2 separate regions of the Mus musculus genome follow, and region 1 is linked to region 2. The links are chromatin loops, found by intact Hi-C in ENCODE. Cell type or tissue: heart. All regions are shown on one strand. Links, peaks and the distances in the headings refer to the core of each region. The heading gives the core; the rest is flanking DNA. Region 1 holds the start of Zzz3 (zinc finger, ZZ domain containing 3). Region 2 overlaps Nexn (nexilin).

Evidence for each region. Peaks named below come from ENCODE experiments on the same cell type or tissue, not always from the same donor. Only the 100,000 strongest peaks of a DNase experiment are listed, where the experiment ranks them.
Region 1: it touches region 2 in a loop (3-fold over the local background); 1 of 42 quality-filtered maps calls a loop at or near these places.

The regions. Positions count from the first base shown.
Region 1 is chr3:152,391,974-152,401,194 of GRCm38, forward strand. It overlaps Zzz3 (zinc finger, ZZ domain containing 3), which reads left to right and starts at 4,030. Exons shown (of 14, transcript NM_001080755.2): 1 at 4,030-4,165. Usp33 (ubiquitin specific peptidase 33) reads left to right here. Exons shown (of 24, transcript NM_133247.3): 24 at 236-1,644. The coding sequence ends at 393. In heart, for the core only: a CTCF peak has its summit at 3,928 (motif pointing right); DNase peaks (open chromatin) are centred at 4,008, 4,398 and 4,668; H3K4me3 peaks cover 3,355 bases; H3K27ac peaks cover 2,751 bases.
Region 2 is chr3:152,254,917-152,264,137 of GRCm38, forward strand. It overlaps Nexn (nexilin), which reads right to left. Exons shown (of 14, transcript NM_001357206.1): 2 at 369-449. The coding sequence starts at 395. Among named protein-coding and RNA genes, the nearest start is that of Nexn, 6.3 kb to the right of the region's middle. In heart, for the core only: a CTCF peak has its summit at 4,722; a DNase peak (open chromatin) is centred at 4,765; H3K4me3 peaks cover 411 bases; H3K27ac peaks cover 1,251 bases.

The DNA.
Region 1 (9,221 bases), core at 2,253-6,252, 140 kb after region 2:
AGGGTAAAAATTTCTTATTTTTAGGAAGGTTTTAGGGTTGTTGGAGCTTGGAAAATGGATCTCTAGACATTTGGAAACCGTCTCCATATTGTTTTTTATAGCATACAAGCTGATAATCTGAAGGTTTCAGAATTCTCAGTCCTCCATAGAGGATTTCTCTGTTGGATATACTGTAAAAGCTATATTAAGATTCATGTTTGTAAATATCATTCTTTTTGCATACATACAATTTTAGGAGCAGACTCTGGTCAAATTTCAGAAGAAACATGGAATTTCCTGCAGTCTATATATGGTGGGGGGCCTGAAGTTATCCTCCGACCTCCAGTTGTTCATGTTGACCCTGATGTACTCCAAGCAGAGGAAAAGATTGAAGTAGAAACTCGCTCTTTGTAGTTCTGAGGACACAGAGCTCTAATGAGAAGTTATTCTCACTTGATGCACACACATTCAAAACATTCCGCAAAGCATGTTGATTCTCTTGATTTTCATCCTTTTTTCTCATTTATTCCTTTGTACTGGGCATTATGGAAGGGTATATTAAAATGTTATATAAGTTGGTATATTTAATGCTAAGTAGCTTACCAGAATATCTTTCAGTGTACTGTTTTGAAAGAAAAGGGACAGTTGGTAACTAGGTTCTCTGACCTTTGTTCTACAGGCAGATCCAGCAAACCCTTTGTAGCACTGTAAATACTTTGGCTTCGATAATGTTCTTATTACTCTAACCAATCATAACTGGCTAAGCTTTTTCATTTCTCCAAAAAGCTAATTTAATTGTATATTTTGACATGAATTTGCATAGTAATGAACCTATGTTAAATCCGAGAGTGGTGGTCAGCACATTGTTAATTTCCTAACGCTCAGGAAACATCAGGTGGGTGGGTGTTACTGCTTTTGCACTGCAGCATATAAAACTGCATATTACAATTTACAAAATGTCTTTTTTGAATGTAACGGGATGTATTCATTTTTAGTGGAATTTGTTACCAGATATCAGTAAATTATTGCTGCTTATAATGTAAAATGTTAAACTTTAGTTCTGTAGACCTGAATGGTATTCATTAATGTTAGTAACAAGAAAATACCCCTTAGTTTTAGGCCACTTCTATTTTGAGAGCATGAAGTATGGAATGTGTCAAATGAGATTGTTGATAAAGCTGAAACCACTTGCAAAATGATTTTTTAATGAAATGCATAAAGTCTTTTTGAATAATAGAGTATTCACTGCTGTTTGCTTGATCATGTGATGTCAAAAGCTCAACTATATGCAACTACAAACATGCAGGTGACTGAGGGACAGCATTCATGGTGACTTTGCAATGTTGTTAAAACTCATTCAATAAAAATAATTCTAAAATGTATAAACTGAATGTTGAATTTATTTGATAGACTTTTTAAAAAAGGTGTAAAGTCTGTTAGTATTAATGCCTTTCATTATATCTTATTTGAAAGCATAAGCTAGGAAGTTATTTGCTATAATAACGTTTATTAAACTGTTTCAGAATGGCAGCATGGTGGTTGGCATCTGTCTCCCAGTACCTGGTAGGCTTGGCTGGAGGAACCTAAGTTTGTGGGCTGTAGAACAAGACCGTCCCAAAACAACAGCTAACTATAAATAAAACTTATCAACTGTGCATTTAAAAATGGTGATTTTCTAACTCTAGCACCCTCACTCATCCTGATGTCGGATGTTACACATGCTGAACACTATCTTACTTTAGTTTGGATATGAAATATATCCTGTGTCGAAACACCACCACCTGGGGGTGTTGTGAGGTGGCTGCACCTGAGGATGTCAGCCTCATCCACAGGCTGCATCTTGTCCCTGACCTGCGTATCTTTGTGCCTCCTAGTTGCTCCCTGAGGCTGAACAGCTTTTTTCTGCCATCATGTTCTGCCTTGTTACAGGTCTAAAAGCAATGGAGTCAGTTGACCATGGGCTAAAACTTGAGCAAAATAAATCTGTCCCTTGCTTTTCTTATTTTGTTATAAGGATCAAAGCTAACAACCACAATGCTTTTTATCACTGAGATATATATACTTCAACGCTAACATTCCTTCTAAGAGACTTATTCAAGTGTTTTTCAACCTGTGAGTAGGAGTGCTTATAGCTCAGTGGAGTGTTCTCTCTTAACTCTTTCTCTTCAAAACTTCATGTGACTCAGGCTGGCCTCAAACTTGCTTCGTAGCCTATAATTCCAGTACTGTGAGGCAGAGGCAGGAAATGAAGAGTTCTAGGATGTATACACACACACACACACACACACACACACACACACGGATGGAGGGAAGGGCAGGGAGAGTATTGTAGATCAGCCTTGACTATAGAAGCTTGCCTCAGCGAAAACAAGCTTCAAATCGCAATGCCTGTTTTGCCAACAAATGTTAGCAAGGCCATGGGTTGGGTTTCTCTCTTATGTTTACATATTAGTGCCGGGTGGTGGTGGTGCACGCCTTTACTCCCAGCACTCGGGAGGCAGAGGCAGGCAGATTTTTGATTTTGAGGCCAGCCTGGTCTACAAAGTGAGTTCCAGGCCAGCATGGGCTACACAGAGAAACCCTCTCTCGAAAAACCAACAAAACAAAACGTTTGCGTATTAGTGCGGTGGTACCATTCCCACGGAAGAGAAAGGGAAAGTAAACCTGTGGGGACCTTTATCGTTACAACCATCGTTCTCTTGGAAACGGATGACAGTCCAATAATGGCGCGCGCGTGCGTGCGTGCGTGCGTGCGTGCGTGCGTGTGTGTGTGTGTGTGTGTGTGTGTGTGTGGCTAGACAATGCTCCCAGCAGCAGATAAATTCTGACCATCCCAATAGTAGCTAGCCTATGCAGGTAGCATATTGCCTGGCTGGGAAATCGTGTTATTTTTATATCTCTGCCTATTGCAAGTCCAACACAGTTCAATAAAAACCATGGGAGGGTGTGCTGTGGTGAGGCCTTATAGACCCCACTACTAGGAAAATTAAGGCAATGGAGAGCAGTGTCTCTAAGACACAAGATGGCAGGTGTGATAGTCAGTATAACTATAATTGGTATTCTTTATTTTGGAGCAGATATTACTCTGAGTTGAATTGGAGACAACCAAATACAAGTCCACTTCTATGATCTAATAACTTACGAGCAATTGAAAAGAAACCACACTTACCCACTTCCTTGGAAAAACAAAACTGCTCCAGCTAAGGAAAACAAAGAAAGGCACTGAAGCCATACTGCACAGTTGCGAAGAGCCCCAGTTAATGGATTCTACCAGTGGACTTGGTATTTTTTGGAACACAATCTAATAGCCAAAGGGTTGCATGAGCGTCCCCACAGCTCAGAAGTGGTGGCCTATGGTGCTATCAACCCAGAGGAAATACTTATCCCTGTAACTGAAGGCGGGCATTACTTTGCTGCACTGCTAATACTGTATATTTGAAAGGGCGGTGTTATGGATTGAACTCAGAGCTTCACGTAGTTCCGGTAAGCACACGCTGAGCTACATAAATAACCAGTTTTCACTATGGGTTGAGCCATACTTGGTGCTGGACACAACTGTGGGCAAAAGCTAAGAGAAAAGACGCCCTGCCTTTAAAGAGACTTCATTCTTGGCGGGTAGTGCTGTTTAAAGGTACGGAAAATAAAAGCGGTGGAGAAGGTGTACTCTGGTGGGACTGCCGACGAGTCGCGGTGGAGCTGGGGAAGAGTCCTGCCCTAGGGAGGGAGGTGAGCAAAGGCTGGAGAGGTGGGCGCCTGCGTACTGAGCGGGCGGCGGCTGGCGCGGCAGTCCGGGGCGTCGTGCGGAAAGCGCCGCGGGGCCAGGCAAGGTCGGGACGCGGGCGGGGAGCCTCTCCGGGAAGGTAGAGCGGATCACAGCACGCAGCGGGCTGGGCCGGTGAATCCTCCCGCCCGCCGGCCGGCCGGGTCGGGATCGCTGCAGCGGCCGCGGCCACCAGTAGGTGGCGCGCCGAGCGCCCGGCTCCCAGCGTCTCAGAGCCGAGGAAGGAGGGGACCGGAAGGAGCCGCCGCTGCTGCGGGAAGTGGAGGAGCGGGAGGCGGGGACCCACCTGGAAGCGCCGCGGCGCCGCTGTGGCGCTTCCTGCGGCGGAGGGCGCTGGAGCCAGTGCGGCGGCCGACGGCGGCCACGCGGGCGGCGCCTCCCGGAGCGGCCCGCCCCACGCGAGAGGTAAGCGGGATCCCCGGGGCGCGTGGCGGGGCCGGCGCAGGGGCGGGAGCGGAGCGCGGAGGGAAAGGCGCGCGCGGGGCCGGAGCCCTTCAGAGCGAGCGAGCGCCGGGAGGGGGTGGCCGAGGCGGCGGCGGCGGCGGCGCCCCCACGTGGGCCGGGCGCGCGCGTTCGCGGCTGAGGGGGCGGGGAGGCCTGCGGAGGCGCCGGGCGCGCGCGCGGGGCTCACGTGACGGCCACGTGACCGGAGGCCAGGCCGGCTGAGGGCTAGCGCGGTCCTCCGTGGCGTCCGGAGGGCGGCAGAGGGCTGAGTTTGGCGTCCCGCCTTTCCTTCTCCCCTCAGACGACTCAGAGGAGGAATCCAGGGCGGGGAAGGCTTGCCTCTCCTCCCGTTTGCCCGCGGCCTCCCAGTGCGAGGACGAACCACACGTTCAAAGTCCCGAAGTAGTGATTAGCTTCCCCCACGCCGCCATGTTGGCTCCAGCGCACGCCCGCCCGCGAGATGCCAGCGGGTCGGTATCGCGAGATCTCCGGACTCTCGCGGGACCTGGTTGGCAGAGCGGTTGCGCTGGATGGCGGAGCCCCGGGTTCTCGGGGCCCTGGGACCAGTAACTCTTTTCCTGCAGGCAAGTTGTCGGGGAGGGGCCGGGGCGCGCGCCCGGGCGCCGGGAGCCTTCGTGCGCGCGCCTCGCCGTCGCCTGCGGCGGTGCAGAGCGGCTGTCGCGCGCCGCGCTCCTCCCGCCCCCGGGCGCCCGCCACCTGCGGAGACCTCCCCGCCGGCCGCTGCCCGGCGCTCGCTCGCCGGCCCGGAGGCCGCTGCCAGCCCGCCCCGCCCGCCGCCGCCCCCTCTGCCCAGTTACCCTCTCTGCAGACAGCTCCACTTTCCTGTCGCCTGTGGCTGCAGAATCTTCCCCCAGTCTCCCAACAGAACGCATAGCATCTCTCGTGTCCGGGCGTCATTTAGCCACCCACTTGTCTATTGGGAAGTTCTCCTCGTCACCCTGGCTGCTGACAGTAACTTTTGGCAGTGTTTGGGAGGCCCCCTCACCCCTGACAGTACCCGAGGTCAGAATACAATCCTTGTTCTGTACATGCTGATAAACTCACGTCGGTAGGGATTGGGGCTACCATTTTTGGTATTCTGGGGTGCCGGTTTTGTTTTGCAGAAAATAGTAGTGGGTTTGTTTTAACGAAAAATCCCGCTACTTCTTAAATTTGAGGTCGGTCATAAGTGTCTTCATGAGTCAATCACTTTTTTCTACTTAGAACAGCCACTCACAAGTCAGTTTACCATATTTGTTTTCATTTCTTTGTATTCAAAAGTATGGAAGCTACACAATCGGGAAACTAGATAGATAATTCATTCATAGTTATCCTGTCCGCCCCACCCCTCGCTCTGAGACAGGCATACTATCTGTATCCCCGGATACTCTAAAACTGACTAGGTGGGCCCGGATTCATGGCATTTGTTATCACAGCCAGCACATACCATTTTAAATTTTTTATCATTTACTTATTATGTGCCTGTGTATCTTGGATATTGTATGTGCTCAGCTCTCTGGAAGCCAGAAGAGGGTGTCTGATCCCCAGGATCAGTATTACAGGACTTTCTAAACTGTTCAGAGTAAGGGGTCTGAACTTTGGACCGCAAGACAGAGCAGCAAGCACTCTTAACCACTGTCTGTCTCTTTGAAACTACAAAAGTGTACTTACTACCTACAGAAAGGGAGAGTAAAATGCTCTTTATTCTGTTTTACAAACTTCTCAGTTTTCTACCCTGAACCTGATCATTTTGTGGTCCGTGCTTTGTCCTAAGTTGTCAGGGCTAAGTTGGAGGGCTGATTTGGTAATAAACTTTCATAGCATTTACAAGCAGCAAATTATCCACTAGATAAAATTATATAGTGTTAGATCTGTTGTCAGGACTCAAGTGTAGATAACTTGGTGAAAGTATCTAATAGCTCCAATAATAGAGCTTTTGTTTGTTTTTGCAGTGGAAATGTTCTAGGGTGCTGGTAGCTTTGCACACAGAAAGTTCTTTTAAAACAAAGATTTAAGGAAACATCAGCTTTATAATTTTTAATGCTTATGTAAGTACCAATTATGCATTCTAAACCAAAAACATGCCTATGGATGTTAGTTCTTTTAAAATTTTGACCCTGAGTTTTAAAAAGATGCTTATTTTATGTGTATGTGCCCTAGTGTTGTGGTCAAGGAGGCCTTGAGGGTCAGAAAAGGATTGTCAACAGTCCCTGGAGTTACAGGCGGTGGTTGTGCGCTGCTATGTGGGTGCTTGGAACCAGAGGATCAGCAGCAAGTGCTCTTAGCTGCTGAGGTGTCTCTTCTAGCCCCTCAGAGTAGTAGTTTAATCCAATCACTAGAACGATAGACACCAGTAGTTAATACAAACATCTGCTTACATTAGGAGCACTAAGTGTCATTTTTGTCATTACTCCTCTGAAAAAACATAGCAGTGGTAGAATTCTATTTAAAAATTCAAAAAGCCAGGCAATGTAGCTCATGCTGCGCTGGAACTTAGTTCCTCTAGTCCTCTAGACTTGAGAGGCAGCCGGCAGTCACCATTTCTCTCTTTACTAGACAGGGTGCAGTAAAAAGTAATTGTACATGACTCCAGTGGTCTTTTCTCTTAGCAGCCCTGGCTGTCCTGGAACTCACTCTGTAGACCAGGCTGGCCTCGAACTCAGAAATCTGCCTGCCTCTGCCTCCCGAGTGCTGGGATTAAAGGCGTGTGCCACCACCGCCCGGCCTTGTTTGTTTTTTAAATTAGTCTGTGCAGGTAGGAAGATTGAGGACAGACATGTTGAGTTATAATGTGGAGAAGATGAAAGGAAAATAGGCTGACAGTGGAGCTATACAAGTTAGGGATGCAGAGAGGCCAGGGTAGGCAAGTCCATTGACCTTGAATTGACCAGTTAGGAAAGAGTAGGAGAGACAAGTTAGTTGTTCTTTTGGGAGAGGGGCTATTTGTTTTGGGACAGGCTCTTACTGTATAGCCCTGGCTAGGCTGCTGTCTATATGCAGACTGTACTGGCTTTGAACTCCTGGCAATATTTCCACCTCTGACTTTAAAGGTTGTGAATACAGAGTGTACGATACCCAATTCCTAAATGTCTCTTAGACTGCTGTATAGGTCACCTTCAGATGACACTAGATACACTTGTACTGCAGGTCAGCAGGTGAGTGACATTCTGTGGATTCCTTCATAATCTGTGGAGCTGGATATGGTGGCTTATGCTTTTACACCCAGCATGCAGAGTGAGGAAGGAGCATTACTGAGTTTTAGACTAAACAGCTTTAATGACTACATAGTGAGTTCAAAGCCATCCTGGGTGATGAGTGAAACCCAAGGTCACATACATAGAGGAGAAAAACAAAAGTCAGCAATGGAAGTCACACTTTTGCAATGGTTTCTGCAAAGCTATCCACCTAAATTTTGCATAATAATGATTGGTTTGTTGTATGGGTTAGAGAATCTCCTGTGGACGTGGTGGTGCAGGACTTTAAACCCAGCACTTGGGAGTCCGGTGAGTCTGCATATGAGGCCAACCTAGTCTACTGATAGAGTTCAAGGGCAGCTACGCAGAGAAACCAGTCCTCAAAAACAAAAGAACTTTGTTCTACAAACTGTTTTTGGTGGTGAGTTTTGTAGATTACCAGTCTTTTACAAGTAATTTACTTTGAGGTTGAGAAAAGAATCAAGGAAGAGGAAAAAAGTGTCTTGCATTGAATTGTTCGTACATTTTATAGTAAAGTACATGATGAAAAGCTGTTGCAGGGGCTTTAAGAAGAAAACTGATTTCAAGTAAAAGTTCCGTTTGGGGTTAAACTATAAGTAACAGTTGAGTGTTAGGATGTTTTGGGCAGCATTTAGTATAATTGTGATACATTTTTATATAATTTTCTGTAATTAAAACTCTGGTAACTGTTTGGTTCCAGACCCCTAGACAGGGGACTGAGGTGCATATTTTACATAGCAAAGCTGACTTGGCCTCCAAATCCTCCCAGTGTCCCTCAGCCCCTACCTGCCTTCCCCCAGGCTCTCCTCTATATCATCTAGACTTTGTGGTATTCCTCTTCTCTCTGTGGGTGCACCCTTTCTGTCTTTCTCTCTTCCTGTCCCATTTTCCCTATGGCGAGTTCCCTGGCCTCAGTCCTTGGGGCCAGTGAACTCTGCCTGAGAGCAGCTTCCCAATAAACCTGCCTTTAATAGAATCTAACCTGACTTGAATTGGCTCACTTCAGTAACCACTGTCATACTAGAAAAAAGTATATGTGTATCAGTCTGCATTGCAAAGTCCCAAAGGTGTGTCTGGGTTTTGAAACTGGCTGTCTGGACTTGACATTTTTGTTTGACACTGCACTTCTTACCTTTCTGTTGTTTTCTGCCTCCTTCCTGTAGTATTGTATAATGATTTCTATCCTGTCGGATAAGTGAGTTCTGTACCTTTCCCTGCGGACCGCACTGTTGCAGGACAGGTCAAGCTGGTTACTTAGTCCTGCTCCTCCCGCTTCGTGCAACACTGGGGATTGGACCTAGGACCTCAGGCAGGCTAGGGAAGCACCCTACTGCACTGTAATTCAGTTTTTACCTCTTCCTGCCCTCTTGTGTTTTGAGGCAGAGCTTCCACAGGAGGCTGGCCTAGAGCTCTTTTTCCTCCACCACCCAAGAGATGGGTCTATTGGTGTGTCCCACTATGTCTTGTTTTATTTTGGCTTTTCCAGATGAGGTTTCTTTGTGTCTTTTCTTTTTTAAGCTTAGTGTTTTTAAACACTACATTTCCTCATCTAACATTTATTGAGCAAAGTGAACTCAAGTCATTGGTAACATAATAGAGATTTTCTGTCTTCAAAGTCATTGGTAACCTGAGTACTCCCATGCAGCGCTTCATGAGAGAGAGGTCTTGTTATGGAGAAATCGCCCTAACTTGACGGTTTCAGGGCAGTTGGCTATTCTACCAGGTGGGTTTCAGATTGAATTCAGATTGTCAGACTTGATGGCCCATCTAGTTGTCTTCTAGTTGATTAGAAGTTCAATAAA
Region 2 (9,221 bases), core at 2,472-6,471:
AAAAAAAAACTGAATTATCACCTCCAAAGGTTCAAGCCTCATTAACACAGCATTGAAGGAGTCATTTCTAAGACCACTGCAGCCTTGCAGAGATTCAGAACCCAGATCAAGTAGTGACCCACAACCGTGTACAAACTGAATCTTCTCTCTTTGTGCATCTTGATATTTGTAATAAGGTTACAAACACCTAACTGTGACCATTCCCACAATCCCCAGTTAAACATGTATTATTACATTACAGCTCTTCCTCCCTTTCCAAGTCTCTTCCTGCCTCTCTCCACCCCACTTACACACACACACACACACACACACACACACACAGAGAGAGAGAGAGAGAGAGAGAGAGAGAGAGAGAGAGATTTACTTACCTCTGCCTTTTGCGAAACGTCATTCATGTTTGCTATATGTGGTTATGTGGTTTGGGGCTGAAGCCTTGTATATTTTTGTACCTGAAAATAATAATAATGATGATGATGATGTTGCTAAGTGTGGTAGCACACACACCTTTATTCCTAGCACTTGGAAGGCAGAGACAGGCAGATCTCTTTGAATTTAATGCCAAATTGGTCTGCATGGAAAGCTTCAGGCCAGCCAGAGCTACAGAGTGAAACCCTGTCTCAGACAAACAAAAGACAATAAAGCCGGGCGTGGTGGCACACACGCCTTTAAGCCCAGCACTTGGGAAGCAGAGGCAGGTGGATTTCTGAGTTCAAGGCCAGCCTGGTCTACAAAGTGAGTTCCAGGACAGCCAGGGATACACAGAGAAACCCTGTCTCGAAAAACCATAAATAAATAAGACAATATTGTATATGAATTTTAATGACCTTCCCTTTGATATATTTTATCAATATAAGCTTTTAAAGATACAATTTGTATATATTGTAATATTGTAAATTGTATAGATACATATATGTGTAATTTATATTTTAAATTTTAATATATTTATATAGGAATATATAAATTTTGTATTTCACTTCAGAAGTTCAAATAAGTAGTTGTGATAATCTTCAGCTCCTTTAAGACTATATACAGAGAATAAAAGGTTCATGGTTTAAAAAGCCCAGGAAAGTGTATATAGTCCTGAAGAGCTTAAGGAGCCCTCAAAGGCACCTGGCAAATGTGTACTGTGGACTTACTCAGTAGACTATACTATAAGCACCAGATAGCTTGAGAATAGTTTGACCAAGCTTCATTTAAATTCATCCTTTTTGTTTCCTGTAATCCGACTCTTTTAAATATGAACACACTTTGATCATAATAGAGCCTTTAAAAATGTCCCTTTCAAGCCAATGGTTGTGATGGTGGTGGTGGTGTAATCTTTAGTTACACTGAATAACAGCTCATTGTATGTGGATCCCTTCACCCAACGAAAAAGATTTTGGTTACATCTCTTACAAAAAACAAAAAACAAACAACAAAAAAAAAAAAACCCAACCCAAAACTGATGTTAAACATCAACATGCAGGCCTTTAAATAGCAATACTTTTCAAATCCCTCAGAATAAATACCAAGTCATGATTGCTGGATCACATTGTAAGACTGTGTTTAGCAGCTGGGTGATGGTGAACATCTTTAATCCTAGCACTCGGGAGGTAGAAACAGACAGATTTCTGAGTTTGAGGCTTGCCAGGACAGCTAGGGCTACATAGAGAAACCCCATCTCAAAAAACAAAACTACAGCACTAACCAGAAAGTGTGTTTAGCACAGTCAAAGAACAAACTGACTCTCAAAGTGGGGCAAGTGGTTGCGTCCCACTAGCAATGGAGGAGAATCTGGGTTGGTCCACTCTTGCCTCTCACTTGATGCCCAGTTCTGGGTTATGGTTATTGTTGTGCTGAACGCTATCTCGTCTTAGTTGGCATTTTTCTGATAACATACTATACGTTTTCCCACATGCGCACTTTCCACGTGCACATCTTCTTTAGGAAGGTGCCTGTAGTCTTTGTTGCTTTGGGGGAGAGTTATTTTGTTCTGTGTTAGAGATAAGGTCTCACTATGTAGCAAAGGCTGGCCTAGAACTTTCCATTCCCTCCAGTCTACCACCTGAATGCTGGGATTAAAGGTGTAGGCACCACCCCCACAATATAATCATCCTTCATTGATAGTATAAAAACAGAGGACTGCATTCATTACACAGTGCTTGTTAAGCACCTACTGTGTGTGAGGCTCTCTCTGGTAGATGCTAAAGAATGGAGCCCCGAAGAGACAGGCACTGCCCCTATGTCCTGATCTTAGTAAATGCCTTGAAACAAGTAGTCAGTCTACTTTCTTTCTGTCTCATAAGATTTGAACCAGCTCTCGGGCAGAACTGGGGAGCAGCATATATAGCTAGTGGCCCCATTGTGCACTCATAGTCTGTACTGCTCTTATTCCCAGACCCAGCGCACTTTATGCTCCCTGCCAAGGTTGCAGGGGATCAGGTGCTCTCTGGAGCTTCCTTCCCACTATAGTTAAAATAAATTCCATCAGAGAAAGCTTTCAGCATTCATGCAAAAACTGACAAGCCTGAAAGACCTTTTCTTGTTCAATTTCTAGCATCTTCGTGGGCGTCCCGGGGCACATGTAGCATGCGTGCTTGTTTGTGCATGCACCTATGTACTCACATGCACACATGTCTAAGTTTAGAGGTAGAGACAGTCTTTTATTGAACTCAGAGCTCACTGACTTCGCAAGGCTGGCTAGCCAGTGAACTCCAGGAACCCACCTGCTTCTCTCCCCAGTGCTGGGTTTGCAGATGTCTGTGCGCTCAACTTTTTATGTGGGTGCTAGGGATCGAAACTCAAGCCTTCACATTTGTTCAGCAAATGATTCACTGCCTGAGTCATCTCTAGAGCCCCCTGTTTCCATTCTCACTATAAACTACCTGAGCAGGACTTTTAAATCAATCTTTTGGAAACCTCAAATTCCAAATATCATGCATCAATCATGCACAACATTTTGGTACAATAATCACATCTCAACAGTGAGGTAGTTGTGACAGTCTTTGTCTCATTTTTACCATCTTCCTCTTTGAGCTTCTGTATAGTACCAGCCAACAAATACGTCCCCGAGCAGGGACTTGCTTTCTAGTGCAGAGGCGCTTATTGCAGCATAACTATGCTTACCAGTTCACGGGTTTTCTAGCTCACAGTATTCATAGATGGCCTATAACACTGATAGTATCCATTCAACAATTCACTTTTCTCCAGAACTTTGGCAACTGTTTTAAAATTATCAACTCCTTTTCAATCGGTGCCAAGGTTCAATGAAAACATAGTTACCATCTCTGCTATAGGGAAAATATTCTAATTTAGCTTCTGTGACATGTTTAACTACTACAAATTATCAGAATAATAACTTTATACATTCTTGGTAGAGTTTTAAAGTTCCACAGTAGTGCTTGGCAATGATTCTTTTGCTCTGAGTCTCAAGAGTCAGGAGTCTGCTCTCACCCAGGTTCTAGCACAGCCCTTCCTCTCTGTCTTTCTTTTCCCCCTAGGGTCTATTCCTGAGGGTACTGGTAGCATAGTGCCCCATGGGAAAGAGACCTGACACCAGATGGTCATCTTCTGGCCCTCACACACACACTAAAGCACACCCTACTCCCACTCACAGTGATCTCTAAAAGCAAGGTAAAACAGATAAACATGGATCCTGAAGAGCTGGTTCAGCACTCATACACTGTCTGTGGCTACAGAGGACCTGGGTTCACTTCCCAGCACCTGCCTGGCTGATTTCGGCCTATCTGTTAACTATAGTTCCAGAGGCTCCAACGCCCTTTTCTAATTTCTGCAAACACCAAGCATGCATGTGGTGCACAGACATGCATGTATAGGCCAAATGCATGTGGAATACAGACATGCATGTGTAGGCAAAATGCCTAGACATATAAAATAAATCTTCAAACTAATATATGTATCAATTCAGAAGTGTTCTCCGAGCATCTTTCTATAGTCTGTTAGGATATTTCCATGGTTCTATTATACAGTGACAAACAGGAGACGCTCTCACAGATCCGAAAGTCTAATAGGATACAGTATAGCTATAAAAAATATAAGGGTCTCATTAAAAGTATTTATTCACTTATTTGTGTATGAGTGTGGGCATAGGTTTGAAAACCTCTTTTATATCTGGCCTAACAAGAGAATACATTCTTATATCTGCTTCTACATTCAAAATACTACGACATGTCATCTTAATCGAAATTTATAGAGAAAACATGACCTCACACAGGTTGCATAACTGCATAAGGGTGATGGATGTCCTTAGCCATACGGAACAGGTCCTGAGACCACCTTTTGAGAGTCACTGAACTTAAAGAAAAAGAGCACGCTATCAAATCAAGTCAATTCCCATTCTAGAAAGTAAAGATTTAGGCTAAGATCTCATTATATTTAGAATGCTAAAGGAAAATTTGCTTAAACTCATTTTGTAACCCAGTAACTGAATACCAGATGACTTTCTATCTAGGAGCATAGAAGTCTTTTTTTTTTTTTTTTTTTTTTTTTTTGGGTTTTTTGGTTTTTCGAGACAGGGTTTCTCTGTATAGCCCTGGCTGTCCTGGAGCTCACTTTGTAGACCAGGCTGGCCTCGAACTCAGAAATCCGCCTGCCTCTGCCTCCCGAGTGCTGGGATTAAAGGCGTGCGCCACCACGCCCGGCTCATAGAAGTCTTTCTGACTCTACTGTTAAAGTGACTTTTGCACTCTGAACAGCCAGGTGCAATATCTATAGCTGCCATATGGGGGCAGCAGCAGCATAACAATGCCATCCTGTGAAGTTCTGAATGTAATCCCAGGCAAAGCCCTTGAACAGTCAAGGACAAGAGCTGCAGAAATGGCTCAGCTGCCCTTCCAGAGGACCCAGGTTCAGTTCCCCGCAAGCATGTGGCAGGTCCCAGGCATCTCTCACTTGCTGTGCTGGTACGGTTCTCGGACACAGCAAGAAAAGAAACCTTCAGAACAGAACTGGTCAGCACGCTAGGTTTAACACTTCTTATAGACCTTATTCTGCGTGTGTATATATTTGTAACTTTGAATTCAGTCTTGTGTGTGCCATGCACGTGTGTGTCAGAGGACAGGTCCTCGGGCAGTCCTCACCTCTACTTTGTTTAAGGTGGGTTTTCTGGCTGGCTGCTGCATGTGCCATATACTCCCTGGCCCATGAGCTTCAAGGATGGGCTTGCCTTGTCTGCTTCCCGTCTCCCTTTAGGAGTTTTGGGGGTACTGATGCCAAGATCTACCATAGCTTTATTTGGGCTCTGGAGATTTGAACACTGGCCTTCAGGCTTGCACACGCTTGCACATGCTTGCACACTAACTGAACAGTCTTTCCAGCTCTCAGCTCATTGTTTCCCAGGCTGTATGAACTCAGGGCTTCACATGTATGAACTCAACCACCAAGCTGCCCTCTTCCCCTCCCTGGAATAACTTGTCCTCAGACCTGTGGTTAGCCTCTCCTTTTCCCCTGTCTTCCTTCACATTTTACATATGCAACCAAAGCATTTCAGCAGCAAACAATGTGCAAAACAAATCTGAAATCAAATGGTGATCGTATTGTTACATAATCTCAGGAGAGCAAAACTGTCCAGACAGTGGCAGCCAGGCAGGTTCTCTTCACTGAATTCAAGTAAATTCTTTGTCTTAGGCCCCTACCTCCCTGGCTCCCTGCCTCCCCCCTCCCTCTGGTGCACAGATGCAGGGATGAGGGCTGGCCTCTGACTTCTCCTCCCACCCCACCCCACTTTTTTTCTTTTCTTTTTTTTTTTTAAGATTTATTTATTTATGTGAGTATACTGTAGCCTTCTTCAGAGACACCAGAAGAGAGCATCAGATCTCATTTCAGATGGTTGTGAGCCACCATGTGGTTGCTGGAAACTGAACTCAGGACCTCTAGAAGAGCAGTCAGTTCTCCTAACCGCTGAGCCATCTCTCCAGCCTCTTTCTATTTCTTTCCTTTTTTTTTTTTTTTTTAAGGTCTCACTTTGTAGCACTGGCTGGCTTAGAACTCTCTTTGTAGATTAGGCCTGTCCTGGTTTGTAATTTACAATCCTCTTGCTGCATCCTCCCCAATGTGAGATCACAGTGTCTACTGCCAGGAATGGCTTTGTTGGAACTTTTAAATGAAAAAGTTAAGTATGTAAATAAATGTTAAATAAGTGTTAAACGTTAAAACCTAAGTCTTTGAAAGAAACAATGAATTTGTTTTGAACTTCATAAAGTTTAAGGATAAATGTTTATCAATTTTCACTTGTATAAAAACATAGTCAGCTATAGCAAGTGCAAAGCCATTGCAGCACTAGGGATGCTGAGGCAGAAGACTGCTGTGAGCTTCAGGCTACACAAGACCCTGGATCAAAGGAAAAGAAAAGAAAAACTTACATATAACCGTCCCTCATTTAATTCATGAAAATGACTAACAGGTAGGATGGCGCATGTCTAGCTCAGCCTTCAGAAGAATGAGGTAGGAACCACAGGTTCAAGGCCAGTTAGGACGATACAGCTAAGGCTGTATTTTGGTAAAAGGAAAGCAAAAGTACATTATAAAGTCTGTCAGATCCTTCACCACAGCTCAAAAGCAGGAAACTGGATCTTACCGTCCTGGTGTCCTCCTGTTGCTGCAATAAAACCCTGACTAAAACCACGGCGGGCAGGGAAAGAATCGATCTGGCTCATATCTGCCACTGAAGGGAAGCAGCGCAGGAGCACAAAAAGGGCGGGAGTGGGAGCTCCGGAAAGAAAGGCTGCACGTGGGCACTGCCCCATCTCTCCCTCTCACTGTTCCTAGCCAGCTTCCTTATGCAGCCCAGGACCACCTGGGTCCTCCTAGGCCAATTAAGACAATTTCACACAGACAAAACCACAGACCAACCTGATAAAGATCACCTGAGACTCTTTCCAGGTGACTCCACAGCTAACACAAACTAGGGCATATTGTGAGATGGAGCCCAACCCCCAGCAAACTTAAGTTGCAGCCTACTTTGATATTCTCCTGTAGTAACTGTTACACCATTATTCCTTTACATGGTGGTAATGCTTTTCAAAGTATATTTATCACACTGGAGCCTTGTTAACTAAACCTGCTATGCTCATTAATGCTGTTAGAGTTTCATACACCAGCCAGGACACAGGGCAAGCTCCTGAGCACGGGGACAGAGGCCAAGATAACAAACAGTACTGCGGTCGGATCCACTATCAGCTTAAATGAAAACTGAGACTATTTCAAGAGCAGCCTTGTGCTAACCGCTCAGCTGACATAGCAGGAAGTAAAGTGGGGAGGGTCATACTCCACTAGCCATCACAAAAGCCAGCCAGGACGTTGTCGGGAAGTTCCGGATCTGTCCTAACTGCTGGAGAGCTCTGGGCTTCCTTGCCTATCTAAAATGGAAGACAGCCTGAGGGCCAGAGTCGGGATGGGGAACCTGGAATTCTGGCTAAAAAGTCAGTGGGGTACAGGGAGGTAGGATAAGAACTGATTGCTTTTCACGGCTCTTCTAGTTTCACTCTGTTGTTGTGATGAAACGGTCTGACTGAAAGCAACTTGGGAATGAAGGGATGAAATTGACTTACCCACCCAGGTCACAGACCCTCAGGGAGGGCTTACGCTTCGCTGGCTTTTTATAGAGCCCAGGACCACCTGCTTAGGGATGCTGCTGCCTGCAGTGGGCTGGACCCTCCTGCATCAACAATAAGATAATTACCCACAGACATTGCCACAGGCCAATCTAATCTAGGCTTTCCTCTCGGAGGACTATGACAAAGCTGAGACAATGGGCAAGCTCTAGAGTCACAAGAATCACTCCTAAAAATAAGTGAGACAAGGACAAGAGGTTCTGGAAGTCCTTTCTCTTAAAAAATCTCTCCCCGTGCTGTCTAAGTTTCATAGTTAAGATCATTCCATTTGTTTATCAGTTCATGGCTGTCTTCCTTCTCTAGGCAACAAGCTGACACACGTCAGTCCATTTATAGTGACTTCCTCTTCCCACTCCCATAACACTACCTAAGAAGGATTTTTGTTGTTTGTTTTGTTTTTGAGGAAATCTCTATTCTGTCTCTCTGGCTGTCCTGGAATTACTGGGCAGACCAGGCTGACCTCGAACTCAGAGATCCTGCTTCTGCCTCGAGTGCTGGGATCAAATACACCACTATACCCAGCTTCCCTCATTGCTTTCAACTGTGTGTGGGTGAATTTTATGATACAAATCATGATATATAACGAACATTTCTCAGTTTAAATCCACCCATTCTAGAGTGTAGAAAGCACACTGCCACAGGCACCAACCTGGTAACAAGCCATGGATGTACAAGGCACTGATTTCCATGCCTACGATAACACCATTACCAAAATGTATACTGAAGGGCTAAAGCAGTCAAGAGCACTTACGACTTTTGTAGAGGATCAGTTCCAGGGGTTTTGACTCCTTCTCCTGGCCTGTGTGGACACTGTAGGCACACAGTGCACACACATACATGGAGTCAAAATGTACACACACACAAAAAAAATACACTACCACAAAATAAGCCTCACTACACAGTGAATATCTTAAAAAGTAATGCCGGATGGTGGTGGCACATGCCTTTAATCCCAGTATTTGGGAGGCAGAGGCAGGCTTGATTTCTGAGTTCGAGGCCAGCCTGGTCTACAAAATGAATTTCAGGACAGCCAGGGCTATACAGAGAAACCCTGTCTTGAAAAAAACAAAGAAAAAAGAAGAAAAAAAAGTAACAACTTCAAATGTAATTATAAAAACAGGAGAAAGACCAGGACAGAAAGTATACAAGTGATGTGGACCAGATTGGTCAAGTAAGAAGAGAAACATGCGATTGTTAGTGGGTGAAGTCATTTTCCTCTGACTGATACAGGAAACCAAGATGCTCTGGCTCCACAATGAAGACACCCAGAGACTTCTATACACTCAGGCTTTGGTCCCACGTGCCCACGGTTTGACAGCCATTGACTGTATTCTCATAGGCATGCATAACTGATAGAGTTTTTAAATACTTTTTATTCTTTTGGGGTTTTCAAGATAATAGAGCTTTCTCCCCACAAATGGAGCCCGTCAGTTCAGGCACTTGCTTTCTAAGCAAACTAAATCTATTATGTCTCTATTATATACACTGGCTATCCTGAAACGAGCTATGTAGACCAGGCTGGCCTCAAACTCTCTCTGCATGTAGTTACTCTCTACAATGTACACACATAGTTGCCATGCTTTTCACAAATGAAGCCCCAATCTAAAGCTT